Regions from separate parts of the Homo sapiens genome. Here region 1 is linked to region 2. Evidence: chromatin loops called from intact Hi-C (ENCODE). Cell type or tissue: HepG2. All regions are shown on one strand. Links, peaks and the distances in the headings refer to the core of each region. The heading gives the core; the rest is flanking DNA. Region 1 overlaps LATS2 (large tumor suppressor kinase 2). Region 2 has its middle 18 kb from the start of ZDHHC20.

Region 1 (15,183 bases), core at 7,184-15,183, 450 kb after region 2:
TGGTGTTCCAGGTCTGAGCCAGGGAAGGACGTGCCGGCTCTGGCTCTGGCTCTTTTGTCAAGGAGCTTCCCCAACACCTCCCCGGTCAGGACCCAGTTACTTGGTCATGGGGGTTTAAGCAGCCTTGGAAATGTGTACTTCACCTGGGCACGTGGCCACCCCAATGCAACTGGGCACTGTCAGTAAGGAAGAAAGGGAAGCTGGACCTTGGTTAGAAAGCCATAGTGTAGCCATGTGTCACCTTGGCTGTGTCAACCAGGGCATACCATGCACCTTCTGAGCCTCAGGAGTCCTCATCCACACACTTGGGATGATAATTGCTCCTATGTTATGAGTTTTCCCGCTGACCAGAAAGAATGTAAAGTAACTGGCCCGTGGTTGGTATGCAGAGGTGGCAGTCTGACCACAATGCCATGTGTCATTAGTGCTCAGAAACTTGTAAAGTTGCTGGAGAGCTGGGCTTCCTGGTGCTGTGACGTGCTTTACTTAATAATAAGATCGTTGTCCTACCAGCCTGGGTGCGACTGGTCCCCTGTCCCACAGAAATCACATGGAGAAGATTTGCTCAAACTTGTGGAATGTGTGTGTCCTTGTGGTTTTGATATATATTTGGGTGGTTATGACATTAGAAGAATTATTAATCATGTAATAGAAATAAAGGTTGTTTTGTACAAAAGTAAATGATTAACAGTGACAAATTTCTCCAGCCAAGAAGTACACATTTAATGTAAATTGGAAGCAACTTCATTTGGCTTATAAAAGCTGTTAGTCAGCAGAGAGCTGTTGTAAAGCTAGTGGCATTTGGCATCTAGTAGGCCCAAGAATGTGGCCAAGTGTAGTGGAACAAATTGTACTCTGTGCCGTCTGTCAACCTTGGAGACGCTTACAAGAGCCTTCAGCGATACCGTGTGTGTCTGTCACCTTCTCCATGCCAAGTGGCTTAATTCAACTCTCCTGCTTTGGTGTTTCCACTATTTTTCTGGCATTTTAGGCTGGAACTGTTAGAGTAAGAAGCCCCACCCTGTGACTGGGTATTTCTGTATTGAACTCGGTGTGTTTGTTTCCAGTCTTCCCGTGCACATCTCTACCTCTCTGTCTGAGGTCACAGTAGAAAGAGAAACCAAGTCAGCAGGGACTCAGCTGACTCCTCCTTTCAGGATTTCCTTGGTAGTTTCCAAATTCTTTCCTCTACACCAGGAGCGTGTGTTCTCTCGCCCCTCTACCCCCTATTCTCTCCCATCCTCCCTGTTTCTCTTTCTTTCTCAACCAGGTCTGGTCTAACAAAGGTTCCTAGCTTACATTGTCTTTGGCTCTAGGCTCCACTTCCAGTCTTTCTGTTAATGAGTACTTTCTCCGGTGGCCTGCTATTTTTTTTTTTTCTCTTAAGTGTCTTTGCTGCTAACACCCTGCTCTACTATACCTGGATTCTCCCTGACCCAGTAATTCCCCGGGTGGACTTTTCCTGAATGGCAAGTGTCTTGGTAGCCACTGTCTTCACCATCCTCTTCCAATCTGATCTCCACTTATTTCTTGTACCGGCCCAGCCTTCCTGTTCTCATTGGGTCTGCCCTCTGCACCTCCCCTGCCACCAGGCTATGAGGTTTTCTCCCACACTGGGTTCGCTCATGCTGTCGCCCCCTGAAGTGCATTCCCCAGCCAGCCGTGGTCCACCCTTCGAGTCCCACTTCCACGACCCATCCTTGTGGCCTTCTACGGCCATTCATCCCAGTGCCCGCTAAGTTCTTTCTTTTCTGAATTCCCATTTGTGTCGGTACCATCCAGGGAACCATGGTAGGCCTCTCAGGGTCTTAGGGATTATTTAGGGGTGTCCAATCTTTTCCCTGGGCCACATTAGAAGAAGAATTGTCTTGGACCACACATAAAATGCACTAATACTAATGATAGCTGATGGGCTTAAAAAAGAACGAAAAAAAAAGGCTGGGTGCAGTGGCTCACCCCTATAATCCCAGCACTTTGGGAGGCTGAGGTGGGCGATTGCTTGAGGCCAGGAGTTCCAGACCAGCCTGGCCAACATGGCGAAAACCCGTCTCTACTAAAAATACAAAAATTAGCCAGACGTGGTGGTGGGCGCCATAATCCCAGCTACTCAGGAGGCTCAGGCAGGAGAATTGCTTGAACCCGGGGGAGGCAGAGGTTGCAGTGAGCCAAGATCGCGCCATTGCACTCCAGCCTGGGTGACAGAGCGAGACTCTGTCTCAAAAAATAAAATAAAAAGTGGTAAGCCATAAGAACAGAGTAGAAATCAGTTTGTATGTGAATTTAGTCAAATTGCAGCACATAGCTCTTACCTATAAAACAGAGTACCTAACCCATTAGAATGCAGTGTTGCTGCAACGTATTATCAACAGTATTGTTTTTATCCATCATTACTGCACATGGTAAGAAAACGGAAAGTGAAACCCTTAGGAACTAAGGCAGTCAATAGCACCAGGAGGAACCAGATGTTGGCTTTACCAGACAGCACATTTAAACAGCTATCATGAAATGGTTAAAATGACAAATTTTGTTAGTTTTTTAAACAATTTTTAAAAAGCTATTACAAATATATTCAGACAATGAAAGGGAAATGTGTCAGAATTAAGAGAAAATACAGGGTTAGTGATGCACAGACAGAAAATTTTTTTTTAGTCGAGGTCTTGCTCTGTCACCCAGGCCGGAGTGCAGTGGGTGCCATCACAGCTCACTGCAGCCTTCCCGGGCTCAAGCAATCCTCCCATCTCAGCTTCTGAAGTGGCTGTGACTACAGGCACACTTCGCCACGCTCAGCTCACTTTTTAACTTTTTTATAGAGACAGGGTCTCACTATTTTGCCCAGGCTGGTCTCGAACTCCTAGGCTCAAGTGATCCCATGCTCCCCCTCCCCAACTTCCCAAAGTGCTGGAATTACAGGCATGAGCCACCACACCCAGCCCCAGACAGGAAATCTTTACAGAGAAATGGAAACTACAAAAATGGAAACTCTAAACTGAAAAGCAAAATAGGTGAAAAAATTTTTATTGGCTACATGGTCTCAACATAACATTAGGTACGGCAGTAGAAAGAACCAGTAAACTGAAATATAAATTAGTAGAAATTACCCAATCCAAAAATCATAGAAAAAAATTGAACAGAAATCTCAGTGACTTGTGGGATGATATGAGGTTGTCCAGTATATGTGAAATTGAAATCCAAGAATAGAAAGGAAATACCTAAACATTTGACACAGTAATAGCTAAAAACTTCTCAAATGTGGTGAAAAGCATTCATGTACAGATCTAAGAAGCTTAATAAACCAAGAGCAGGATGAACACAGAGGAAACAACTCCTAGGCCTATCATATTTAAGCTAATGAAAGCCAAAGATAAAGACAAAATCTTGAAAGCACCCAGAGAAAAATGATGTTACATACAGAAGAAAGATAAGATTAAAAGCTGACTTCTCATTAGACAGTATAAATGCTGCATATATTGAAATGACACAAAGTGCTGAAGAAAAAAATACACCGAGAATTTTATATCTAGCAAACTGTCTTTCTGAAATGAAAGTGTCGTAAAGACATTTCCGGGGGAACAAAAATCTGAGAAAATTTGTTACCAGGGGACCTGTATTAAAAGAAATATTAAAGGGGTGGGTGTATGGGGGGAAAAATGCTAAAGGATATACAGGAAGGAATGAAGAGCACTAGAAACAGTAGATATCAATAAGTATAAAATACTAATTTATTTTTTATTTTCTTTCTTGTAATCTCTTTAAAAGACATCAATATTTAAAGTAAAAACAATACTTTATTGATAGGTTTATCATACCTATAGATCTGATATACAACACTATGAGTTGGGGGAGTTAAATGGAAATATATTATTGTAGAGTTCTTTTTCTTTTTTTTTTTCTTTTTTTTTTTTTTTTTTTTGAGACGGAGTCTCTCACTCTTGTCGCCCAGGCTGGAGTGCAGTGGTGTGATCTCAGCTCGCTGCAAGCTCCGCTTCCCAGGTTCACGCCATTCTCCTGCCTCAGCCTGCCGAGTAGCTGGGACTACAGGCGCCCGCCACCACGGCTGGCTAATTTTGTGCATTTTTAGTAGAGACGGGGTTTCACCGTGTTGGCCAGGATGGTCTCGATCTCCTGACCTCGTGATCCACCCGTGTCGGCCTCCCAAAGTGCTGGGATTACAGGTGTGAGCCACCACGCCCGGCCAGCAGAGTTCCTTTTCTAGTGTAACTCAAAATTAACATTTAAGTAGATTGTTGATATAGTTTGGATATTTGTCCCCACCCAAATTTCATGTTGAAATGTAATCCCCAGTGTTGGAGATAGGGTGTAGGGCATGGTGGGAGATGATTAGACCATGGGGGTGGATTTCTTTTTTCCTTTTTTTTTTTGAAGTAGAGTCTAGCTCTTTTGCCAGGCTGGGGTGCAGTGACTCAATCTCAGCTCAGTCCAACCTCCCCCTCCCAGGTTCAAGCAATTCTCCTGAGTCAGCCTCCTGAGTAGCTGGGATTACAGGTGCATGCCACCATGCCCTGCTAAGTTTTGTATTTTTAGTAGAGACAGGGTTTCACCATGTTGGCCAGGCTGGTCTTGAACCCCTGACCTCAGATGACCTGCCTGCCATCTCCTGACCTCATGATCCACCCACCCTGGCTTCCCAAAGTGCTGGGATTACAGGCGTGAGCCACTACGCCCATCCCCAATATCTTTTTTTTTCTTTTTTGAGACAGAGTGTCGCTCTGTTGCCCAGGCCACAGTGCAGTGGTGCAATCTTGGCCCACTGCAACCTCTGCCTCCCGGGTTCAAGTGATTCTCCTGCCTCAGCTTTCCGAGTAGCTGGGACTACAGGTGTGCACCACCACACCCGGCTAATTTTTGTATTTTTAGTAGCAATGGGGTTTCACCATATTGGCCAGGCTGGTCTCGAACTCCTGACCTCGTGATACGCCTGCCTTGGCCTCCCAAAGTCCTGGGATTACAGGCATGAGCCACCGCACCCGACATTCCAATATCTTTTATAAATGCAATATAAATCCAAACATCCTTACCAAAATATTAGTAAATGGCATTTGGTAAGAAGATGATACATCAGGATCAACTGGGATATATCCCAGATATACAAGGTTAAACATTAGAAAATCAATATAATTAATCATATCAACAAAATAAAGAATAAAACCATTTCATCATCTCAATAGATAGAGTAAGCATTTCAGAAAAATCCACCAGCCATTTGTACCAAAAGCTATCACCAAACTAGGAATAAAAGGCAACTTCCTCAACTTGCTGAGGGGTACCTCTGTAAAATCCACAGGTAACATCAACATGTAATGGTGAAAAACCAAATAACTTGCCTCTAAGATTAGTAATACAGTGTGATGTCCTCTTTCATCTTCTGTTGGAGGTCCTAGCTAGTGCAGTAAGGAAAGAAAAAAGAAATAAAAGTACACAGATTGGAAAAGAAGTATAACAATTTGCATTTGACATGATCCTTTTTATAGAACACCTTAAGGAATCTATTTTTAAAAGTTACCAGAACTAATAATTTCCTCTAATAATTTAGCATGGTCACAGGATACAAGGTCAGTATGCAAAAATCAGTAGTTTTTTTGTGAACTAGCAATGAACACTTGAAAGTTGAAATTTGGCCGGGTACGGTGGCTCACACCTGTAATCTCAGTACTCTGGGAGGCCAAGGCGGGTGGATCACAAGGTCAAGAGATCGAGATCATCCTGGCCAACATGGTGAAATCCCGTCTCTACTAAAATACAAAAATTAGCAGGGCGTGGTGGTGCATGCCTGTAATCCCAGCTAATTGGGAGGTTGAGGCAGGAGAATTGCTTGAACCCGGGAGGCGGAGGTTGCGGTGAGTCAAGATCGCGCTACTGCACTCCAGCCTGGTGACAGAACGAGACTCCAGAAAATTGAAATTTAAGATGCAGTTTCATTTACAGTAGTATTTAGAAATACAAAATACTTAGGGATAAATTTAACAAAATATGTGCAAGATCTGTACACTTAAAACTGCAAAGCATTGCTGATCACATTAAATATCAAAATAAATTACTGGGTATATACCCAAAGGACTATAAATCATGCTGCTATAAAGACACATGCACACATATGTTTATTGCGGCACTATTCACAATAGCAAAGACTTGGAACCAACCCAAATGTCCAACAATGATAGACTGGATTAAGAAAATGTGGCACATATACACCATGGAATACTATGCAGCCATAAAAAATGATGAGTTCATGTCCTTTGTAAGGACATGGATGAAATTGGAAATCATCATTCTCAGGAAACTATCGCAAGGACAAAAAACCAAACACCGCATGTTCTCACTCATAGATGGGAATTGAACAATGAGAACACATGGACACAGGAAGGAGAACATCACACTCTGGGGACTGTTGTGGGGTGGGGGAAGGGGGAGGGATAGCATTAGGAGATATACCTAATGCTAAATGACGAGTTAATGGGTGCAGCACACCAGCATGGCACATGTATACATATGTAACTAACCGGCACATTGTGCACATGTACCCTAAAACTTAAAAGTATAATAATAATAAAAAATAAAAAATTAATAAATAAATAAATGGAGAGAGTATGTTCACAGATCAGAAGACTCAATACTGTTAAGACGGCAGTTCTCACAGTTATCTGTGGATCCAGCAGAATCCAAATACAATCTCAGCAGGTTTATTTATTTTTTTTAATTGAAATTGACAAGCTGATTGTGAATTCATATGGCACTGCAAAGTACCTAGAATAGCAAAAGCAATGTTTTAAAAAAGAACACAGGTAGAGTCCTTAAACTACCTTACTTTCAAAACTGCTAGACCTGACTTTGGACCAGACTATTGTGGGTAGTCTCTAAAGCTAAGCAAGACAGTGTGGCATTGGCATAAGACTAGATAGACAGGTAGTGGAACAGAGTACAAAAATAGACCCACACTTACATGGGACTTACTACAATTGATTTTCAACACAAGTACCATGAAAATTCAATGAGGAAAAGGGCGGAGGTTGAGGGTTTTTGTTTGTTTTTTCAGCAAATGGTGCTGAGACAATTGGATAGTCTGATGAGTCAAAATTAACATTTACTCTGACCTCACACCATTCACAAAAATTAAGTCAAAATGGATTGTAGAACTAAATATAAAACAGCTAAAAACTTTGGGGAAAAAAGCATAGGATAAAATCTTGCAACCTTGAGAAAGGCAAAGATCTCTTAGATCCAACACAAAATTCATGGGACGTAAAAGGAAAACTGGTAGATTGGATGTTTACAAAATGAAAAGTCTTTACTCTTTAGAGGACATTAAAACAACAAAACTCAATCCACAGAATGAGAAAAAATATTACTGATACATATATCTGACAATGGACTCACATTTGGAATATATAAAGAACTAGAATTCAATAATAAAAAGGCAAACCTTTAAAAATGGGCAAAAGATTTGAGTAGACACTTCACAAAAATATAGAGGAATGTCAAATAAGCACATGAAAAGATAAGCAACATCATTCATCATCAGAGAAATGCAAATTAAAACCACAATGAGATACTACTATATACTCATTAGAAAGGCTAAAGTATAAAGGTCTGATAATACTAAGTAGTGGTGAGAATGTACAGCAATTGGAATTTTCTTAAAATTCACATAGAATTGTAAAGCAGTTTATTTACTAATGTTTTTTAAATTAAAAATTGACATGAGGTTTTGCTATGTTACCTAGGCTGGTCTCCATCTCCTGGGCTCAAACAATCCTCTTGCCTCTGTCTTCCAAAGTGCTGGGATTATAGGCATGAGCTATGGTGCCAGGGCAAAACAATTTAAGTCAAACATACCTACCGTATGTCTCAGTCATTCCTCTCCTATATATCTACTTAAGAGAAATGAAAACATGTCTACAAAAAGACTTGTACACAAATATTTATAGTAGTTTTATTTGTAATAGCAAAAAACTAAACAACCCCAGTGTCCATCAACAGTTGAATGGATGAATTTTGGCACATCCCTACAATAGAATGCTACCAACCAAAACAAAGAAACCCGAGGGACCACTTATACAACAGCATCAATGGGCTTCAAAATCATGCTGCACGAAAGATGCTGAACACAAAAAGTACATACTGCACAGTTTTATTTATTTAGTAGTTTAGAGAATGGTTAACTCATAGTGACAAAAAGTGGATAATTAGTTACTTAGGGTGGGGTGGAGGGAGGGAGTACTATAAAGGGGCACTAAGAAAATTTGGGGATTGATGGAAATATTCTGTATCTTTGGTGTGATGGTGATTTTACTGGTGTATACATCTTTCATACTTGAACGGTCCAGTTACAGTGGATGCAAATAATTCGTTTCCTTCTCTTCTTTCTTATGCCTAGAGGAGGGTGGGGCATCCGATGGGTATTCCAGGGATTGGTGTTGATTTCATGGGCAGCCCTCTTTATGGCCAGTGCTTTCAGAGGTGGCTTAAAGATGGTCAGGCTAGGTCTTGGGTGGAGAGTCTCTTGCAAAACATCAGGCAAAATCAAGGCCAAAACCAGGCTGTACTTTAAACAAACCTTATAACAGGGGTCCCTAATCTAGTCCTAGTCAGAGAGTCACGGTTGGTGAAAAAATCAACCCAGACGTACAGGGCCGTATGGCCATCAGTAGCATCTCCACAGCTCTGCTTTTTTCTAGCCTGGAACACTGAGGGGTCACAGCAATAATTTCACTTCCTCCTCCGTGCAGAGGACAGGAGACCTCACCATGTATGAACCAGCTGACCAGCATACATTTAGTATGTCCAAATAATGTTGTGAGCAGTGTCAGGCAAGATCTGAACCTGTCTGGGTCAATGAGTGCAGACCTAATGACGATGAGACAGAGTTTCATAGCATACTACCTCACGTGTCATGAAGAGGAATAAAACCTAAGTGATCCATCCTGCATGACACCAAAAGGTAGAGTTATTGAATAAGCTGGTACTGTTCCTTTCAAGAAACCCTCCACAGGTCTTCCAGAAAATGATCCCATGTCCGTGTCCGACCCCCTCAGGTGCCAACCAGAAACTCTTCCTCACTCATGACCATAATTTTTTTTTTTTTTTTTTTTTGGAGACGGAGTCTCACTCTTGTCGCCCAGGCTGGAGTGCAGTGGCATGATCTTGGCTCATTGCAACCTCTGCCTCCCGGGTTCAAGCGATTCTCCTGCCTCAGCCTCCCTAGTAGCTGGGATTATAGGTGCTTGCCACCATACCCGTCTAATTTTTGTATTTTTTTTTTTTTTTTTAGTAGAGACGGGGTTTCGCCATGTTGGCCAAGCTGGTCTCGAGCTCCTGACCTCAGGTGAGCCACCGCACCTGGCCCCGTGACCATAAATTATACCTCATTAAAGGTGTCTTACAGACTTCATGGGAGTAGCAAGTAGTAGATCAGCCATAAAGGAATACTGATTATAATTGATAGTAACCTGTTAAATATATAAAAATCAATGAATCAAAAAACAAAACCAGGCAAAAAGTTATGGGGGAAGCCTGGTCTGCAGGGCTGTACATAAATGTGCGTGTCTCTGGGCCTGGCTGAGCCTGTGGGGACAGCCCCAGGCCATGCGTGGCTTTGGAGGCCTTGAGATGGGGCTCATCTCAATTGAGGTGTGCAGTGAGTATAGGATACACACCCGATTTGGAAGACATAGTGCAAAAAAGAGAATATAAAATGTCAGTATTTCTAACATTGCTTACTTGTTGAAATGTTAATATTTGGATGTATTGGGTTGAAATATACATCTTTTAACATCAGTACTTTTTTTTTTTTTTTTAATGTGGGTATAAGACAATGGAAAATTCCACATGTGGCTCGAGTTACATTTCTGTGGGACAGCACGGTGCTGGTCAGTGATGACCGTCAAAGTGAGATGTCATCCGTGAGGCGCTATGCAGGAAGAGCTCCCGCAGGGCCATACTCAACTTTTAGATATGCCCTGGCGAGAACCGCCACTGAACCCCACTGAAAGTCCAGCCAACCTAAAAAGGGTTAACTTTTATATTATTTATTATCATTTATTATTATTATCATTCAGAGTCTCACTCTGTCGCCCAGGCTGGGGTACAGTGGCGCGATCTCGGCTCACTGCAACCTCCGCCTCCCAGGTTCAAACAATTCTCCTGCCTCAGTCTCCTCAGTAGTTGGGATTACCAGGCATGTGCTACCACACCCAGCTAATTTTTTTTTATTTTTAGTAGAGATGGGTTTCACCATGTTGGCCAGGCTGGTCTTGAACTCCTGACCTCAAGTGATCCCTCCCCCTCAGCCTCCCAAAGTGTCTGGATTACAAGTGTGAGCCACTATGCCCGGCCCATTCCTGTTATTTTTCAAGCTGTTTTTTCTTTTTCTTTTTTTTTTTTTTTTTTTTTTGCACAGCGAGACACTTTAACCTTTCTGGGGAAGGTCTGTAAACTCCCTGGGGGGCCCTTCCCGAGGATGCCTGCTTGTTTTCCAAAGCCCCCTGAGTTGTGTTTTGTTTTGTTTTTTCTTGAGAGGGAGTTTCACTCTTGTTGCCCAGGCTGGAGTGCAATGGTGCGATCTCGTCTCCCTGCTACCTCTGCCTCCTGGGTTCAAGCGATTCTCCTGCCTCAGCCTCCTGAATAGCTGAAATTATAGGCATGCGCCACCATGCCCAGCTAATTTTGTATTTTTAGTAGAGACGGGGTTTCTCCAGGTTGGTCAGGCTGGTCTTGAATTCCCGACCTCAGGTGATCCACGCGGCTCAGCCTCCCAAAGTGCTGGAATTACAGGCGTCAGCCACTGCGCCCGGCCGAGGTTTGTTTTTTTTTTTTTTTTTTTTTTTTTTTTTTTTTTTTTAAAGCCAGTCATAGAAAATGTGTCATTTGGTGGACCTCCCTCCCATCCTTTTGAAATCCTAAGACCTTGCTGTGTTATTGACCATCAATCTCAGACACTGTCTGGGCTCTCCGGCAGCGTGGAGAGTCCTGGCCCCGCCTCGAGAACAGAGGCCAAGGACGGGAAGTGCAGGGGTCCGTGTACTTGCAGTTGGGTTCTATTCTACCCACACGGTGTCTTACAAGTTTTTTAAAAATGTCTTTCCAACTTTTAAGAACCAAGAGCTTTCACACTGAAAATTGGGCCTGGAGAGGGGGCGAGCGCCTGTGGTCCCAGTGTGTCAGGAGACTGAGGCAGGAGGATGGGACGTAGTGAGACCCTATCTCTAAAAAGAAAAAAAAAAAGGAATTAAGAAAATTGGGTTTTTAGCATTCCTAGAAATGTAGAAGCCCTGAGCTGCGTCTCCTGTGTGGGAGCTGGTCCCACTCCCCGGCCTTCGGAGCCCTCGGAGCCCGGAGCCCTCGATGCAGCGCTATGGATGCCGGGAGCGATCTTTGGAAAGGAGTCCCCGGCTCGAGCGACACTGCCCCCCTGGGGCTCTGCAGGTGCATGCAGTGGGATTGCTGGGCTGGACTAGAGGGTGAGGGTGGCTTCCCCCACACCCCCTTTCCTGGCTAATCAGAGAAAATCAAAACACCCTTGCCCAAGCGTCCAGCTGGAGAGTGAAGAAGGGGAGTCTATTGCTTATTTGTATATGATGAAGATTATAGATGTGTTCTAGGAAACATGATTATTTCCTTTAAAGCAGGAAATAATCTGCAAAATCCCTTTATGAACATAATGAGGATCTTTTATTCTCTCGCAGGGTGGATAGCTCTGTTTATACCCACTCCAGTATTATAAAAACACATAAATCCCCACTCTCATATCTAAATTGGCCTTGTGTGTGTTTGCTTCATAGTCCTCATCTCTCTCCCCCTTCAGTATTACATTTCTGTGGCTCAGGCAGTAAACGCGGGATTCCTAAAAGCACTCTGACAATAAACAAAAAGCTTTCCTCTGACTTTGGTACAGTTCATTTGATCTTTTCAAACATTTTGAATGAGGGACAAGGTGTGTTTTGCGTGGTTAGAACAAGGGCCAGTGGGTCCAAGGTCCACCTGGACCAATCTTTGCAGGATACAGGAAGAACCTTCTAACCGTGCAGTACAAAAGTGAGATGTCAGGGATTTTAGGCTTTCGGGGCTAGTGGGGGTTGTGTTTGAGGAACTTGAGGCCATCTAGGTGCATGCATGGCCTTGAGCAATGGTTCTCAGTCCTGACTCAGTACATGCACTTAGGCATATACAGATATTCACACACATGCACACTCACACACACATGCACATACAAATACATGCACACGCACATATGCATACGTCCACACACATAGGCACACATGCATGCACATATTCACACACTTACGTAGTTGCACACATGTACACATGTATGCACACACAGGCATACATACACATCTGTTAGAAGTTCTGATTTAATTGGTCCAGGGTGGATTCTGGGCATTGGTATTTTTCAGAGCTCCTCCACAAGTTTGAGAACCCACGAAAATAGTCTTTTCTCCTATTTCATCTTTCTATTTCACCCAGGGCCCACTATACTTTCAGTTCAGTCACAAAAAAAAAATCAGCTCCTCTAACGAAGAAAGTGTGGAAACAGATAGTCTAAGTAAAGATTTTTGGTTTTTCTCTGTCAGAACAGCTTGAGAAGTCTGAGGAGCTTTCACCCTGTGCTGCTTGGTGACAGAACTGGTCTCTGTGGCACTGTGAAAGGTGCCCTGGGGCTCTGTGAGGGCTACAGTGCATAACTGCAGTGTGGACCCCAGGAGCAGCACTGTTCACAACAGACTGGACCAAGGGCATGCTCTTAGCCTCGCTGTTCTCTGCAGATTCACTTCATTATCTTTAAGCCACACATCAGTGGTTGGGAAGGTGTCCTCAATTCTTCAAAAATTAAGCTGCTGACCATGGGCAGCTTTGAGCAATGCTGACAAGAAACCTGAACGTCTTAACAATGTGAAATTTAAACACACTGGAGTAAGAACTTGGCAAAGGGTTTTGTTTTCTCCAGAAACTTAAACGTGCATATCAGAAATGCCTTTTACAAAGCTTTTTTTTTTTTTTTTTTTTTTTTTTTTTTGAGACAGAGTCTCACTCTGCTGCCCGGGCTCTGGAGTGCAGTGGCACAATCCCAGTTCACTACAACCTCTGCTTCCCAGGTTCAAGCAGCTCTCCTGCCTGAGACTCCTGAATAATTGGGATTACAGGCACGCACCACCACACCCGTCTAATTTTCCTATTTTTAGTAGAGACAGGGTTTCACCATGTTAGCCAGGCTGGTCTTGAACTCCTGACCTCAAGTGATCCACCTGCATCAGCCTCCCAAAGTGCTGGGATTACAGGTGTGAGCCACTGCACCTGACCAAGAAAGCTTTTAATTATGGAAAATGTTTAACATATTCACAAGTAAACAATGAAATAATGAACTCCTAGATACTCACTGACCAGTTTTGACAGTGACCCACACACGGCCTGTCTTGTTTCATCTATAACCCTCCCACCTCTCTTCCTCTCAGACTCTTAAAATAAATCCCAGACAGCATATCAGGAGATGCCTTTTGATTTTTGAAGAATCAAGGACACCTTCCCAACCACGGATGTGTGGCTTAAAGATAATAAAGTGAATTTGGAGAGAAGAGAAGGCTAAGAGTGTGTCCTTGGTCCAGTCTGGCGTGGCTACACTGCATTGTGACGTAGTAGGTGTGCTCATCTGTGCCACATGACAGCAGGGATGGAGGTGCCTTTGGGAGAGAGGCCTGCTTGCATGACGGGGTTGCCTGTTCCATGTAGGGTAGTTGTCAGCTTATGTCCCCACAGCCTTCCTAGTGGAAAAAAGCCATTTTCAACCTTTTAGCCCCTGGACAGTGTCCCTACATGGAGAGAGGCAGACCTGGCCTGGCTGTTTGATGGATGGCAGGAATTCTGACTACATGCAGGCAGTCTGAAGTCCTGTGTTTTAAGCAGGACAACATTTATGGCCATCTAGCTGTACTCGAGAGGAATTAATGTGATTTTTTTCCCTTAACATTTCCTTAGTAAGTAGATGTAAGGTCTTGTAAATTAAAAATGCTATTTTGGTTACAAAAGTTTACTTCCTGGCCTAACTTTCCTGGGTAAATTGCCCTGTGCCTAGAGGCAGTGCGGTGAGGCTTTGGCTTTCTTTCTGGTTGTATTAGGTTGGTGCAAAAGCAATTGAGGTTTTTGTCATTACTTTTAATGGCAAATAATAGGATAATAATAGAATTGTTCGTGCAAGCTCTGAAAGGGGGCGTGTACTTTCAGATATTCACTTGGCTGATGTAGTGGAGAGCTAGACTTGCTCACGTCAGAAGCTCCTTGCTTTGATGAAGAATCTTGCCAGGCTTCCCTATGTCACAGTGGGAATTGGTGTGTTTTCAGGTATATTTTATGTGAACTGACTGACTTTAGGAGCTGTCTAGAAAGGAAAGGATGTACATCCACTCTCCTTCAACCACTTTCGTAAAGTGGGGAGCCATTTGCATGAAAATGTGTTCCCTGTTCTCTAGAAAAGTATGCCAATGAGAAGACAAATGAGTTTAGGGCTTTTTTTTTTTTTTTTTAGATGGAGTCTCACTCCTGTTACGCAGGCTGGGGTGCAGTGGCACGATCTCAGCTCACTGCGAACTCCACCTCCTGGGTTCAAGCAATTCTCCTTCCTCAGCCTCCCGAGTAGCTGGGATTACAGGAGTGCACCACCACCCCCAGCTAATTTTTGTATTTTTAGTAGAGATGGGGTTTTGCCATGTTGGCCAGGCTGGTCTCGAACTCCTGACCTCAGGTGATCCACCCGCTTCGGCCTCCCAAAGTGCTAGGATTACAGGCATGAGCCACCACGCCCAGCCGCCTTTTTTTTTTTTTTTTTTTTGAGAGATTAAAAATAATAACAAATCCAGCTGGATGCGGTGGCTCACACCTATAATCCCAGCACTTTGGGAGGCTGAGGCAGGCAGATCACCTGAGGTCAGGAGTTCGAGACCAGCCTGGCCAACATGGTGAAACCCTGTCTCTACTAAAAATACAAAAATACAAAAAAAAAAAAATTAGCTGGGCGTGGTGGCGTGCACCTGTAGTTCCAGCTACTTGGGAGGCTGAGGCAGGAGAATCGCTTGAACCCGGGAGGCAGAGGTTGCAGTGAGCTGAGATTGCGCCACTGCACTCCAGCGTGGGCTACAAGAGTGAAACTCTGTCTCAAATAATAATAATAATAATAATAAT
Region 2 (15,645 bases), core at 3,246-11,245:
GAGAGAGACAGAGAGACAGAAAGAGAAAGAAAGAAAAGAGAAAATGCTCTTGTATAAAGTACCTGCATACCCTTGAAGTAGTATAGTGTTATTTCAAAGAGGACATGGACCCCCATCTCTACAAAAAATTAAAAATAAAATAAATTAGCCGGGCATAGCGATGCATACCTACAGCCCTAGTTACTCAAGAGGCTGAGGCAGGAGGATCGCTGGAGCCCAGGAGTTTGAGGCTGCAGTGAGCTGTGATTGCACTACTGCACTCTAGCCTGGGTGGCAGAGACCCTGTCCCCCCCCATCCCACCCCACCTCCCCCAAAAAAAAGAAGGAAAGAAAGAAGACATGGGTTAGTTATAAACATATACTGCAAACTCAAGGACAACCACCAAAAAAGTAAATAACTTCTTTAAGTTATGTTCAAAGGCTCCCATAACAATAAAATACAAACCTTCACCAAGGTCTCAAGGTTCTTCCTGCCCCTGCCCCTGACACTCCCAACCTCACCTTCTCTCCTTCCCACTCTTGCTCAACCACTATGGCCATCTTGTTTTCCCTGGAACCCCTCAAGCTCTCTCCTGCCTCAAAGTCATTGCCTTGCTGTTCACCTGGCCTATAATCTTCCAACTCTGGGTCTTTCATAGGACTCACCCCTCTGCATCAGTCAGGTCTCTACTCAGTTATCCTTGTGAAAAAGACCATCAGGGACATACTTCTGGTGTTTGAAGATGCCTGAGCCAGCCAAGTCTGCTCCCTCCCTGAAGAAGGGCTCCAAGAAGGCGGTGACCAAGGCGCAGAAGGTTGGCAAGAAGCGCAAGCGCAGCCGCAAGGAGAGCTACTCTGCTGAAGCAGGTCCACCCCGACACCCGCATCTCTTCCAAGGCCATTCGTTAATGACATCGTTGAGGGCATCGCGGGCGAGTCTTCCGGCCTGGCGCATTACAACAAGCGCTCGATCATCACCTCCAGGGAGATCCAGACGGCTGTGCGCCTGCTGCTGCCCGGGGAGCTGGCCAAGCACGCCGTGTCGGAGGGCACCAAGGCCGTCACCCAGTACACCAGCTCCAAGTAAACTTGCCAAGAGGAGACAACAGCCTTTAGACATATCTTTTCCAACAGTCGTCACTGCTGGACAGTGCTTCATCTTACAAATAAACCAATGAAAAATGAGTGATCCTAGAAGAAGATAAACGGAGGTATTTTAAACAATCAAGGAAGGACCAATATACACCTGGCTAAGAAAAACTAGCCCCTCTTTTTTCTGGGTATAAAACAATTAAAATGTTCTTCATAGAAATTTATGAAATGAGAAACATAAAGACAAAATTAAAATAACTCCTAGTATCTCCTATTCTTTTTATATGTATATCATATATATTCACATTCATATATACATATATCTCACATCATGTATCCCATATATATAAAATAAACTTAGGTGTCATGCTATATATATATTTAGATAACTAAATATGCTTAGAAATAATTTTTAATGGATGCATAATTTATGGATATATTGATAAGTAATTAGTTCTTCATTATGGACTATTTCAATTGATTCCCATTTCTATGCATTATAGATCATACAGCTCACACATCTTTGTACATAAATCTTTGTTCAAATATTATTTCCTAAGGATATTCATGAAGTGGAAATACTAAATCAAAAGTGAAAAACATTATCTAAGATCCTTAAATATGCATTGCCAAAAATTGCTATTCAGGAGCATGCCAATTTATAATCCCAACATAATGTGGAAATTTCTGTTTTATAACACTCATATTTACAATAAATTTTTAAAAGCATTGTTAACGTAATAGGCCCCCAAAAAGAAAAAATTTGAAATTACATTTCCTTATTTAAATTAATGACTCTATTAGTGAGGGTCATTTTCCCATGTTTTTTATTAGCCATGACCCTATAAGAAATAAACTGTGCTGCAAAATGATAAACATGATTTCAATCATTCCATGGGAAGGCACTATATAAAGAATAATACCTTAGGTTAAGTCCAAATAAATAATATTTATTAGGTGCCTCTTCTGCAGAGGATTCTGAAGGGATAATAAACTGCATTTAGCTGCAGGTAACTGAAACTACTTTTACCTACATTGTCTCTTATAAACATTGTAACTACTCTTCGAGAAAGTGTTTACTATGGACTGAATTGTCTCCCCATCCCCCCAAATTCGTATATTGAAGCCCTAAACCCCAATATGACTGTATTTCTAGACAGGACTTGTAAGAGGTAATTAAGGTTAAATGAGGTCATTAGAATGAGTTTCTAATTGGATAGGATTTTTGGCCTTATAAGTAGAGGAAGATTCTGCACTTGGTCCTCCAAATTAAATAATTCATTTAAAAAAAGTGGAAGAGAGAGATCTCTGCACACACACACTGAGGAAAGGCTGTGTGAGCTCACAGTGAGAAGGCAGCACTTACACACAAGAAAACTAAACCTAGGAGAGAGAAAGTTAAACTTATCCAAGGTCGCAAAAGCCAGAAACGAGTGAGGTGAGAAGTTGACCTTGTTCTCCTCAATCCAAGGCCAGGACTCCTCCACTCCACATGTAGATAGCCACCTCACAGTCAACAACCAAATGTCCCCAGAGTCAGCATTAGACCAAGATGTCTCACCAGGAGACAAATGTCTCATCTTGAATAAATATGTTCTAACATATTTATTGTTTACCCATGGAAAATACTGAACCTCAGGAGAAATAAAATGCAAAGTATGTACAAAATTATGTTTACTACCTGACACTGATATAAAGCCTAATGATATCCTTATAGTCTTGGAGGGGTTTGTATATGTGGTGAAACAGGTGCTCACACAGTGCTAATAGACTGTAAATTGGTCTTAGAGAGAAAAATAAATAAACTGGAAGGAGAAAAAAAAAAAAGACCATAACAAACCAATCCCCATTGTACCCCACCCTCTTTCTCTATGTTGTTTTTCTTACTAGAACTTGATCATCAACTTAAAATGTGTATATATACATATATTTGTATATCTGTTTATATCTGCTTATCCTATTAGAATGTAAGTTCCATAAAAGCAGGGATTTTTTTCCTTTTTAGAGACAGGGTCTCACTATGTTGTCCAGGCTAGTCCAGACCTCCTGGGCTCAAGCAATCCTCCTGGCTTAGCTTCCCGAGTAGCTGGGACTACAGCAGGAATTTTTCTTTATTCACCATTGTGTTCTTGAAACTTGAAACAACACCTGTCATAGAGTAGATGTCCAATAAATATTTTTGAATCCCTGAACAAATAAATAAATCACAAAGAGCATTGAGTCAGTCATGCAAGCATAGAAAAGAGGCCACAGAAACAAGCAATGCAGTGGTCATCCAAGAGCTTTCCAAATAAAGGGAGCCCTAGCAACGAAGCATTCTCCTTTCATGACAGATCTATTTCTATTTAAAGATGAGCACGTTAGATTAGCAGAGCCTGTTGCTGTTAATCACGTTATTATGTTAGTACACCTTGTTCTGATTTTACGGTCTCCGAGCAACCTTCTGATAATCTGGTTTCCATATCATCTGCTTACAGGGAAGGAATACTCTTTGGTACTCGAATCTTTCCTGGCCAAGCTGGGACCTTGATACAGGTTTCTCCATATGTAATCATTAGGACTCTTGGACAGAAACAACAGAAAGTCATCTCGAAATGGGTTAGACAAAAGAGGAGTTGATAGGAAAGGTCTACAGGAGTGTCACAGGGTCAAACCTGGGGAGGTCAGGGGAGCAGCTGGGACGTAGGAAAACTCCAACTGAGGACCTGAAGCCCTCGGAACTCTCACCAGGCTTTTCTCTACTTCGATCTGGGTAGCAATTTCATTCTCTTTTACTGCATGTACACCAGAGAAATTCTAACTATGCTCTCCCTAAGAGTCAAAAATCTCTGGGAAAGGGGCTGATTGGCTGCCCTGTCTGAACCAGGTTCTATTCCAGACCAATCCACTGCAGCCAGGAGGGCAGGGTCTATACCAACACGGCAGCTGCCATGTCCCTGCACTGTTGGAGGGCAGCAGGGAAGGAACATATTCTTTCTTTCTTTTTTTTTTTTTTTTTTTTGAGACAGAGTCTCGCTTTGTTGCCCAGGCTGGAGGCTGGAGTGCAGTGGCGCAATCTCGGCTCACAGCAACCTCCGCCTACCGGGTTCACGCCACTCTCCTGCCTCAGCCTCCGGAGTAGCTGGGACTACAGGCGCCCGCCACTACGCCCGGCTAAATGTTTTTTGTATTTTTAGTAGAGACGGCGTTTCACCGCGTTAGCCAGGACGGTCTCGAACTCCTGACCTAGTGATCCACCCGCCTCAGCCTCCCAAAGTGCTGGGATTACAGGCGTGAGCCACCCCGCCCGGCCGGAAGGAACATTTTCTAAAAGATGGGCGTGACTACTCCCAGACGGCAGCAAGGGTGCTGGGCGGACACAGTGGATTGTTACTCTAAGCTGTGCCATTCTGTAGGCTAAGACCAGCTTAGGAGACTCCAGGGGACCGCAGGGCAAATTACACTCAACACTAGAGGATCAGGGTGAAAGTCACAGGAGAATCTTCTTTTTTTTTTTTTTTTAGACAGAGTCTTCCTCAGGCTGGAGTATGCAGTGGCATGATCTTGGCTCACTGCAACCTCTGCCTCCCAGGTTCAAGCGATTCTTGTGCCTCAGCCTACTACCAAGTAGCTGGGACTATAGGCGTGCACCACCACAACCAGCTAATTTTTGTATTTTTAGAAGAGACGGGGTTTTGCCATGTTGGCCAAGTTGGTCTCAAACTCCTGACCTCAAGTGACCCACAAACCTCAGCCTCCCAAAGTGCTGGGTGGGACTACAGACATGAGCCACCACGGCCAACCAGGAGAACTTTCAAATTGGCTGCCTGGCTCCAAGACTTTGACATACTTATCCCTTTATAGCCAATACATTTGACAGCATGCGATAAATTAAGAGCTATGTACACGGTTTTAATTCAATTCATAATATTTTGCTTTTTCTCTCCCTGGGGCATGTTTTACTTTTATTGTGGGCCAAGAGGTAAGACAGTAGGGATTTAAGTAAGCAGAGAGGAGTCGTCTAGACCCTCAGCTGCCAGCCTTTTGAGTCCTGGGTTTTCATTTTCTGATCCCATAAGTGATATTTCTGCCACCCCTCACCTCTGCCCCAGTGATGTATAAGCAAGGGAAGGAGAAGAAAGGAGAAAAAGCAGCGCCCACGTTGCCAGGTTCATGCCTTAAACAGTTCTCTAGATTCCAATGTCTCTGCCAACATCATGCCAAAGAAGATCCAACATCAAGTGCACATGTTGAACAGCTGAACCTAACTCAAGCCAGTTAGGGAGAGAAGTTTCCATGCTCAGAGGAGGCATCCCCTGTGATTTGTTTAACTTCACATTTTCTCACCTCTGCCTTGGAAGTGACAGGTGTTTAATTCTAAATTGTAACAGTTAATGGACTTTTAAAGACATTTTCCTGATATTTTTCTGAGGGAGTACAAGACAGACTTCAAAGTCAGAGTTCCATGCAGATAAGCACACAGATCCGTAGACAGAGGCGGTAGAGGAAAAGTGAGTCACTAAGTTTTCTTTAATGGAAACTGCATATCTTCAAAAGCTGGAGTGCAAACTGACACTAATACCACATCGATGCCATAGAATGAATGAGACAAAATGATGAAATGCAGGGAGAAAACTCGTATTGAGAAAAATTAAAAGAATCCTGCAAATCACTTGTGGCGTTACAGTTGATTTAAAGTGAAAGCATTCAATACAAATGTTCCACAAGGTGGCAGCCTTGCTTTTCCAAAAAATTTTTATCTGCCTTGCATACACCAAGCATTACTTTCCTTTCCTTTCCCTCCCTCCCTCCCTCTGTTCCTTCCTTCCTTTTTCTTTCTTTCTTTCTTTCCTTCTTTTTCTTTCTTTCTTTCCTTCTTTCTTTCTTACTCTCACTCTCTCTTCATTCCTTTCTTTGTCGTCCCTTCCTTTCTCTCTTTTTTTTTTTTTTTGAGACAAAGTCTCACTCTGTCACCCAGGCTGGAGTGCAGTGGCACCATCTAGGTTCGCTGCAACCTCTGCCTCCCAGTTAAAGCGATTCTCCTGACTTAGCCTCCTGAGTAGATGGGATTACAGGCACCTGCCACCACGCCCAGCTAATTTTTGTATTTTTATTAGAGATGGGGTTTCACCATGTTGGCCAGGCTGGTCTTGAACTCCTGACCTCAAGTGATCCTCCCACCTTGGCCTGCCAAAGTGCTAGGATTACAGGCGTGAGCCACCTCACCCGGCCTTTTTTTTTTTTTTTTTTTTTTTTTTGGCAGGGCCTTGCTCCACCCAGGCTGGAGTGAAGTTGAGGGTTCCTCAAACTCCTGGGCCCAAGCGATCCTTCCACCTCATCCTCCCAAGTAGCTGGGATTAGGGGCATGCACCACTACACCCAGCTAATTTTTAAAACTATTCTGTAGAGACGGGGTTCTTGCTATTTTGCCCAGGCTGGTCTCGAACTCCTGGCTTGAATCTATCCTCCCGCTTCGGCCTCCCAAAGTGCTAGGATTACAGGGTGAGACACTGCACCCGGCCCACACATGATCTTTTTTTTTTTTTTTTTTTGAGACAGAGTCTCTCGCTCTGTCACCCAGGCTGGAGTGCAATGGCGCGATCTCAGCTCACTGCAACCTCCACCTCCTGGGTTCAAGAGATTCTCCTGCCTCAGCCTCCCGAGTAGCTGGGATTACAGGCACTAGCCACCACACCCAGCTAATTTTTTGTATTTTTAGTAGAGATGGGGTTTCACCATGTTGGCCAGGATGGTCTTGATCTCCTGACCTCGTGATCCGCCTGCCTTGGCCTCCCAAAGTGCTGGGATTACAGGCGTGAGCCACCATGCCCAGCCCACACATGATCTTTAACAGAAAAACTAACCATATAATAAAGAAGATATACAGAAAATTACAGAATATCTCAGAGATGACTTGCTTAATGAAGGAGAAACATTGTGGGAGGCTTTGAACTGACATGCCTCAGCTAAATATTGACCAACTCAGAGAAATTAGTGCTTTACCACATTTACCATTAGCACTTGCTGTTTGTGTTTGCTTACATTCGGCAAGGAAGGAAATTAATGTTTGGAATCTCTATGCAACATCTTGTTACTAGCCAGGTTATCTCTTCAGTATCATCAATGTCAAATCTTTATTGAAGCCTGCTCTATTCAAAGCATTCTGCTAGGTGCTAGTCTTCTTTCTAGGAGAGTTCTCTTGCCAAGAGGATGAAATGGGAGAAAACAGTGTGCTTATAGTACTTACCACACCTAGACTTATATAATATTTAAACATTCAATAGTGGGTGAAAATATATTAATAACTCCTTTATGCTTTGCAGAATGTCATGCGAGCTCTTCCCCAAAATTTTATGATCCAAAAAGAATTAAAGGAATGTTCACAGTAGCATCATTTCAAATAAAAATTCAGAAACAACATAAATATCTAGCACCATGAAAATGGATAAATTGTGCTCTAATTGTACAATGAAATTCTAGGCAGCTGTTAAAATGGCGAATGAGTAAATTAAGTTACTAAGCTATTGTCTCTCCGTTCCATCCCCTCGCTTGCACACATACTTGGCTTTGTCATGATGGGGCCGGTCCCAGACCCTGCAAAACCCGTTTCCCTTTGCTTGCTGGCGACGTGCTAGGCTCTGCCGATAGGGGGCAGTAGAGGGAGCCTGCAAGCCGGGAGGAGGGAAAGGGGCTCGTTCCTCTCTGTGTCCGGTCAGTGTTATTTGTGTCTGTACTCAGCCTTCATCCTGGCAGCGGTTAGTACCAGTCTCCTGGTTTTTTTTGTGTGTGTGTGTGGTTTTTTTTATGTTTTGTTTTGTTTTTGTTTTGCACTCCCGGAACCAGCCACATTGTGTCCTCTCCCCGCTCCCGCCACCCGCCCAGGCACTGGCACCAGGCGCCTCTTGGGAACGGCAGGCCTTTCTTTCCAGTTTCTGGATTTTAATCCCCCAGCCTCTTCTCTTAGTACCCTGGACCAGGGAGTGGTAGCTGCTTCCAGCATTTACTTTCTTCTTTGCTTCTTCACTCTTCTAGCACCTGTTTAACCAGCTCCTTCTATTAATTTTTTTTCTGTTAAGCTCCCCTTCCCCAGTCCTAAAAAAAAATAATAATAATAATCTATTGAAATACTTAATGTGGACCCTGACTCATACAATGACCATGTGTCAGGAACTGCAGATTTATAACACAGGTAGATAAGGAGGTAGAGGCATAGCAGACATGCATATATACATATTAGAATATTTCCATATACATATGTGTTATATATAAAATGCAGATATATACACATGTAAGTACATATGTATTTCTTACATGAGCTATATTTAGACCTATGTGTACATATATATAAAATTTCCTGCCAGGTGTGGTGGCTCACGCCTGTAACCCCAGCACTTTGGGAGGCCGAGGCAGATGGATCACCTGAGGTCAGGAGTTCGAGACCAGCCTGACTGATATGTTGAAACCCCGTCTCTACTAAAAAAAAACACACAAAAATTAGATGGGCGGCATGGTGGCGGGCACCTGCAGTCCCAGCTACTTGGGAGGTGAGACAGGAGAATTGATTGCATCCAGGAGGCAGAGGTGAGCCAAGTTTGTGCCACTGCACTCCAGCCTGGGCGATGGAGCGAGACTCTGTAGCAAAACAAACAAACAAACAAACAAACAAAACAAAGAATTTCCCCTAATCCTTACAATAAATGCTATGAGAAAGATACTATTATTCCTATTTTACAGGAGGAGAAACTGAATCTCAGGGAGATTAGTTAATTTCTACAATGCATAGCTAATAAGTGGTAATGCTGGGATTTGAATCCAAATATCCCCAACTCCACAATCTGTATCTTTCCCATATGCTTTAAAGTTGTTTAGACCTCAATTCAATCTATCCTTAACTGTGTTCTGCAATATAACTCAGTCCTTAGGCTAATCCACAACTGTCTTCTTACCTAATAGTGTAAGTAAATATAGCACTATTCTAATAAGTACTAGAGAATATAATCACCATAATACAAGACTGTTTCTGTGACTGAAGTTATGGGGAGGTTGAGAAAACTGTAGGAAAAGCATGGACATTTCTAACTCCAAGTTACTTGTCATTCATTCATTCAGTTAATATAATATAGTGCCTATTATGTGCCTGAAGATGTGCTGGACTCACGGTGATAAACAAAATAGAAATAGTCCTTCCTTTAAAAACTTTCCAATCTAAGGAAAGTGACAGTCTTTAATTAAATAATCATGCATAGGAGAAATACCTAACTATATCACACAGAGACTTAGCATAGACTGGGTACTTGACTACAAAGGCTGTTCTAAATGCAGCCCCCTGCCCCACACACGCACACTCAAGAGCTTGGCATCTGCCCCTCTCAATGTCTAGGACGGCATGCCTAGTCTGATTTTGTTTACCAGGAACTCATCAGTTCTCAGTCCAAAGTAATCTAAGAGAGATATCACAGTAATAGAGAAACAGAGATAGTGCAGCTACATAATGTTTTCTAAAAACCTGCTTTTCTGGTCATTTCACAACTTGCCTCCCATGTGACTTGTGACACTAATCAATGTTTTCAGTGGCAGCCTCTTAGCCCAGACTTTTCCTGTAGCCTAAATACAATCAACAACATATACCTGGACTGATCAGAGAATAATAGCCAGGAAGCTTTGTGAGGGACAAACTTCAAGAAATGCAGAAACAGCCGGGCGCGGTGGCTCACGCCTGTAATTCCAGCACTTTGGGAGGCCAAGGCGGGTGGATCACGAGGTCAGAAGATCGAGACCATCCTGGCTAACACGGTGAAACCCCATCTCTACTGAATATACAAAAAATTAGCCGGGCGTAGTGGCGGGCGTCTGTATTCCCAGCCACTCCGGAGGCTGAGGCAGGACAATGGCGTGAACCCAGGGAGCGGAGCTTGCAGTGAGCCAAGATCAGCCACTGCACTCCAGCCTGGGCGACAGAGCGAGACTCCGTCTCAAAAAAAAAAAGAGAAATGCAGAAACAGAAAATCTAACCAAACCAGAAGCTCATATAGTAATCAGGGCTGAGAATCTATTTATCACCCCACCATGACAGCTAAATCTCTAAACTCCCTTTTAGGTGCATTTTGTAGTCAGGAAACAGATCATTAGACCACCCTGCAGCAAAGAAAAAGAAAAAGACCTTGTGGAGTCAAGGTCCACTGATGGGTACTAAAAATTAGCGGGGGGAACTTCACAGAGAAGCAGGATTTCTGCATAGCCTCAAAATGCCTCTTCCCTAAGGACTTATTAATTACTGCAGTGATTGCACAAATTCTTTGATATTCCTCTTTCAGGCAGTGGAATCTCTTTTGTTTTGGTTTTTGAGATGGAGTTTCATTCTGTTGCCTAGGCTGGAGTGCAGTGGTGCTATCTTGGCTCACTGCAAGCTCTGCCTCTCGAGTTCAAGCAATTCTTGTGCCTCAGCCTCCCAAGTAGCTGGGATTACAGGAACATGCCACCACGCCTGCTAATTTTTGTATTTTTAGTAGAGATCAGGTTTCTCCATGTTGGCCAGGCTGGTCTTGAACTTCTGACCTCAAGTGATCTGCCCGCCTCGGCCTCCCAAAGTGCTGGGATTACAGGTGTGAGCTGCTGTGCCCAGCCAGGAAATTGAATCTAATTCCTCTCTTTTTGAGTGTGGCTGGACTTAATGACTGTTTTCTAATGAATAGTGTAGGGAAAAGGAAAAAATGATAACTTTACATGAAGACAACATCTTAACCAAGTGATCAAGGTTAATATCACCGTAAAAAGTCACATTGATTATCAAATACATCTTGACACGATGACATGGGAAAGGCATGTCACCTCTCTGGTTTTCTTCTCAAAAATCCATAACCCATTTGTTCAGACTTAATTTTTTAAAAAATCCATAATCCCAGGCTAGTCATGAGAAAACATTAGATAAACCCAAATTAAGGGACATTATACAAAATACCTGACCAATATTTTCTTGTTCCTTTTTTCAGGAGTCTGTCTAGTCCACAAAGACTACAACTCCTACGCAAGTCCTAGTGCTGTGCTGGGCTTAGAGCCAGTGGGCCTGGGGGACACCCACCCTAGTGAGACACCAGTCAGGGAAGCTTAGGGAGTGCTTGCATCACTCCTTCCCCAACCCCAGGCAACACAGCTTGCAGCTCCAAAAGAGACCCCTTCCTTCCACTTGAAGAGATGAGAAGGAAAAATAAAGAGAACTTTGTTTTTGTAACCTGGATGTAAGCTTAGCCTCAGTAGGATAGGGCACAGGGCAGAGTCGTGAGGCCCCAGCTCCCAGATGACATATCCAGACACACTATGGGCCGGAAAGAAACCCACTGCCTTGAAGGAAAGGACCCAGTCCTGGCAGGATTCATCACTTGCTGACCAAAGAGCCCTTGGGCCCTGAATAATCAGTAGCGGTAACCAGGTAATACACACCATAGGCCTTGGGTGAGACTTGAGACATGCTGGTTTCAGGTGTGACCTGCATATTCAAAGCTGTGGTGGCTACAAGAAGAGACTCCTTTTGCTTGAGAAAAGGAGAGGGAAGCTTACAGCTTAGATACCAGCTCGGTCACAGTGGGGGAGAGCACCACGTGGGATTTATGGGTCCCCAGTAGCAGGCCTTGGCTCTTAGATGGCATCTCTGGACATACCCTGGGTCAGAGGGGAGCCCACTGTCCTGAAGGGTGAGTCCCAGGCTTGGCAGCATTCATCATAAGCGGAGTAAACGGCCCTTGGGCCTTAACTGAACAGCAGTTGTTCACTGACAGTACTCCCTGTGGGCCTGTGGTGGTGGTAGACATGGGGAGAGACTCCTCTGCCTGGGGAAAGGGGAGGAAAGAGGGGGAAGAACTTTGTCTTGTGGTTTTAGCCACAGTAGAATAGAGTGCAAGGTAAATTTCTAAGGTTTTCGACTCCAGGCCCTGGCTCCTGGACAGCACCTCTGGACCCAACCAGAGTCTGGGGGACCTCACTACCCTGAAGAGAAAGACATGAGACTGACTGGCTGACTTTACTACCTGCTAATTGTAGAGCCCCAGGGCCTTGAGCAAACATAGAGGGTAGCCAGGTAGTGGTTACAGCAGGCCTTGGGCAAGACCCAGTGGTGTGCTGGCTTCAAGTCTGATCCAGCACAGTCCCAGTGATGGTAGCCACAGGGGTGCTTGTGTTACCACTCCCCCAGCTCCAGGGAGCTCAGCACAAAGAAAGAGACTCCATCTGTTTGGGAGAAAATAAGGGAAGAGAACAAGAGTCTCTACCTGGTAGTCCAGAGAATTCTTCCGGATCTTATCCAAGACTACCAAGGCGATACCTCTACAAGTTTGTAAGAACCACAGTGTTACTGGGCTTGGCATGCCTCCTAATGCAGATACAGCTACAGTGACCAAAAACTTAGATCACAACACTTAAGTCCCTTCAAATTGAAAAGACTTCCCAAAAAAGGCCAGGTACAAACAAGCCCAGACTGCGCAGACTACAATAAATACCTAACACTTCAATGCCCAGACACCAACAAACATCTGCAAGCATCAAGATCATCCAGGAAAACATGACCTCACCAAATGAACTAAGTAGGGCACCAGGGGCTAATCCTGGAGAGACAGAGCTATGTGATCTTTCAGACAGAATTCAAATTGGCTTATTTGAGGAAACTCAAAGAAATTCAAAATAACATAGAGAAGGAAGTCAGAATCCTAGCAAATACGTTTAACAAAAAAATTGAAATAATTAAAAAGAATTAAGCAGAAATTCTGGAGTTGAAAAATGCAATGGACATGTTAAAGGATGCATCAGAATCTCTTGATAGCAGAATTGATCAAGCAGAAGAATTAGTGAGCTTGAGGACAGGCTATTTGAAAATATAGTCAGAGGAGACAAAAGAAAAATACAATAAAAAAAGAATGAAGCACACCTATAAGATCTAGAAAATAGCCTCAAAGGGGAAAGTCTAAGGGTTTTTGGCCTTAAAGAGGAGGTAGAGGGAAAGATAGGAGTAGAACGTTTATTCAGAAGGATAATAACAGAGAACTTCCCAAATCTAGAGAAGGATATCAATATTCAAGAACAAGAAGGCTATAGAACACCAAGCAGATTTGGCTCCAGGCATTTAATAATCAAACTCCTGAAAGTCAAGGACAGACAAAGAAAGGATCCTAAAAGCAGCAAGAGGAAAGAAACATAAAATGGAGCTCCAATACCACTGACAGCAGACTTTTCAGTGGAAACTTTTCAGGCCAGGAGAGAGTGGCACAACGTATTTAATGTGCTGAAGGAGAAAAATTTTTACCTTAGGATGGCATATCTAGTGAAAATATCCTTCAAACATGAAGGAGAAATACAGACTTTCCCAGACAAATAAAAGCTGAAAGATTTCAGCTGGGCATGGTGGCTCACGCCTGTAATCCCAGCACTTTGGGAGGCCGAGGCAGGCAGATCGCCAGGTCAGAAGATTGAGACCATCCTGGCTAACATGGTGAAACCCCATCTCCGTCTCTACCAAAAATACAAAAAATTAGCCAGCCGTGGTGGTTCTGTTTACCTTTTAATCTTTCTACTTAGGGTATGAGTAATTTACACACCAGAATTATAGTGTTATACTGTTCCATGTTTTTCTTTGTTACTTACTATTAACTGAATTTTATACCTTCAAATAATTTCTTATTGCTCATTAACATCCTTTTTTGGCCAGACATGGTGAAAACAAGTGAAAATCACCTTCACTAAAAGGAAGACAAGAAGGGAGAAAAGAAGAAGGAAAAGGCCAGAAAACAAATTAATCAAATGGCAGGAATAAATCCTTACTTATCAATAATAACATTCATTAAACATGAATGGACTAAATTCTCCAATCAAAAGACATAGAGTGGCTGAATGGATTAAAAAACAAGACCCAACAATCTGCTGCCTACAAGAAACACACTTCACCTACAAAGATGCACATAGACTGAAAATAAAGGGATGGAAAAGATATTCCATGCAAATGGAAACCAAAAAAGAGCAAGAATAGCTATAATTATACCAGACAAAATAGATTCAAGACAAACACTATAAAAAGAGATTTAAAAGGTCATTATATAATGGTAATGGGGTCACTTCAGCAAGAGGACATAACAATTGTACATATGTATGCACCCAACACTGGAGCAACCAGATATACAAAGCAAATATTATTACAGATAGATAGATCCCAATACAATAATAGCTGGAGACTTTAATGCTCCACTTTCAGCATTGGACAGATTGTTGAGACAGAAAATTAACAAAGAAGGCCAGGCGTGGTGGCTCACATCTGTAATCCTAGCACTTTGGGAGGTCAAGGTAGGTGGATTGCTTGAGCTCAAGAGTTTGAGACCAGCTGGGCAACATGGCAAAACCCCATCTCTACAAAAAAATACGAAAATTAGCTGGGTGTGGTTGCATGTGCCTGTAGTCCCAGCTACTCAGGAGGCTGAGGTGGGAGGACTGCTTGAGCCCAGGAGGCAGAGGTTGCAGTGAGCTGAGATCGCACCACTGCACTCCAGCGTGGGCAACAGAGCCAGACCCTGTCTCAAAAAAAAAAAAAAAAAAGAAAAAGCAAACAAAGAAACATCAGATTTAATCTGCATTATAGCACAAGTGGACCTAATAGATGTTTACAGAACATTTCATCCAATAACTACACAATTCTTTTCTCAGCACATGGATCATTCTCAAGGATAGCCCATATGTTAGGACACAAAACAGGTCTTAAAATATTGAAAAAATGGAAATAATATCAAGTATCTTCATTGACCACAATGGAATAAAACTAGAAACTTGCCAGGAGCGGTGGCTCATGCCTGTAATCACAGCACTTTGGGAGGCCAAGGCGGGCAGATCACCTGAGGTCAGGAGTTCAAGACCAGCCTGACCAACATGGAGAAACCCCATCTCTACTAAAAATACAAAATTAGCCAGGCCTGGTGGTGCATGCCTATAATCCCAGCTACTCGGGAGGCTGAGGCAGGAGAATCACTTGAATCCAGGAGGCAGAGGTTGTGGTGAGCTGAGATCGTGCCATTGCACTCGCCTGGGTAACAAGAGTGAAACTCTGTTTCAAAAAATATATATATATAGAAATCAATAACAGAATAATTTTGGAAACTACAAACACATGGAAATTAAACAATATGCTCCTGAATGACAAGTGGGTCAATGAAGAGATTAAGAAGAAAATTGAAAATTTTCTTGAAACAAACAATAATGGAAACACAACATACCAATACCTATGGGACATAGCAAAAGCAGTAATAAGAAGGAAGTTTAGAGCTATAAGTGCCAATATCAAAAAAGAAGGAAAATTTTAAATAACCAACCTAATGATGCATTTTAAAGAATTAGAAAAGCAAGAGCAAATCAAACCCAAAGTTAGTAGAAGAAAAGAACTAATAAAGATCAGAGCAGAAATAAGTGAAACAAAGAAAACAACACAAAAGATCAATATAATGAAAAGTTGGCTTTTTGAAAAGATCAACAAACTGACAAATCTCTAGCCAGACTAAGAAAAAAAAAAGAGACAAAACCCAAATCAATAAAATAGGGGTGAAAAAGGAAAATTACACCTGATACTGCAGA

What was found. A loop is a pair of places that touch in the nucleus more often than their neighbours do. Peaks named below come from ENCODE experiments on the same cell type or tissue, not always from the same donor. Only the 100,000 strongest peaks of a DNase experiment are listed, where the experiment ranks them.
Region 1: it touches region 2 in a loop (15-fold over the local background); 3 of 110 quality-filtered maps call a loop at or near these places.

The regions. Positions count from the first base shown.
Region 1 is chr13:21,019,319-21,034,501 of GRCh38, reverse strand. All of the region lies in intron 2 of LATS2 (large tumor suppressor kinase 2), which reads left to right. Among named protein-coding and RNA genes, the nearest start is that of LATS2, 35 kb to the left of the region's middle. RefSeq lists an enhancer at 15-515. In HepG2, for the core only: a CTCF peak has its summit at 11,422; a DNase peak (open chromatin) is centred at 11,941.
Region 2 is chr13:21,469,252-21,484,896 of GRCh38, reverse strand. It overlaps the pseudogene H2BP6. Among named protein-coding and RNA genes, the nearest start is that of ZDHHC20, 18 kb to the right of the region's middle. RefSeq lists a silencer at 7,540-7,589. In HepG2, for the core only: CTCF peaks have their summits at 5,769 (motif pointing right) and 7,695 (motif pointing right); DNase peaks (open chromatin) are centred at 5,786 and 7,706; H3K4me3 peaks cover 1,024 bases.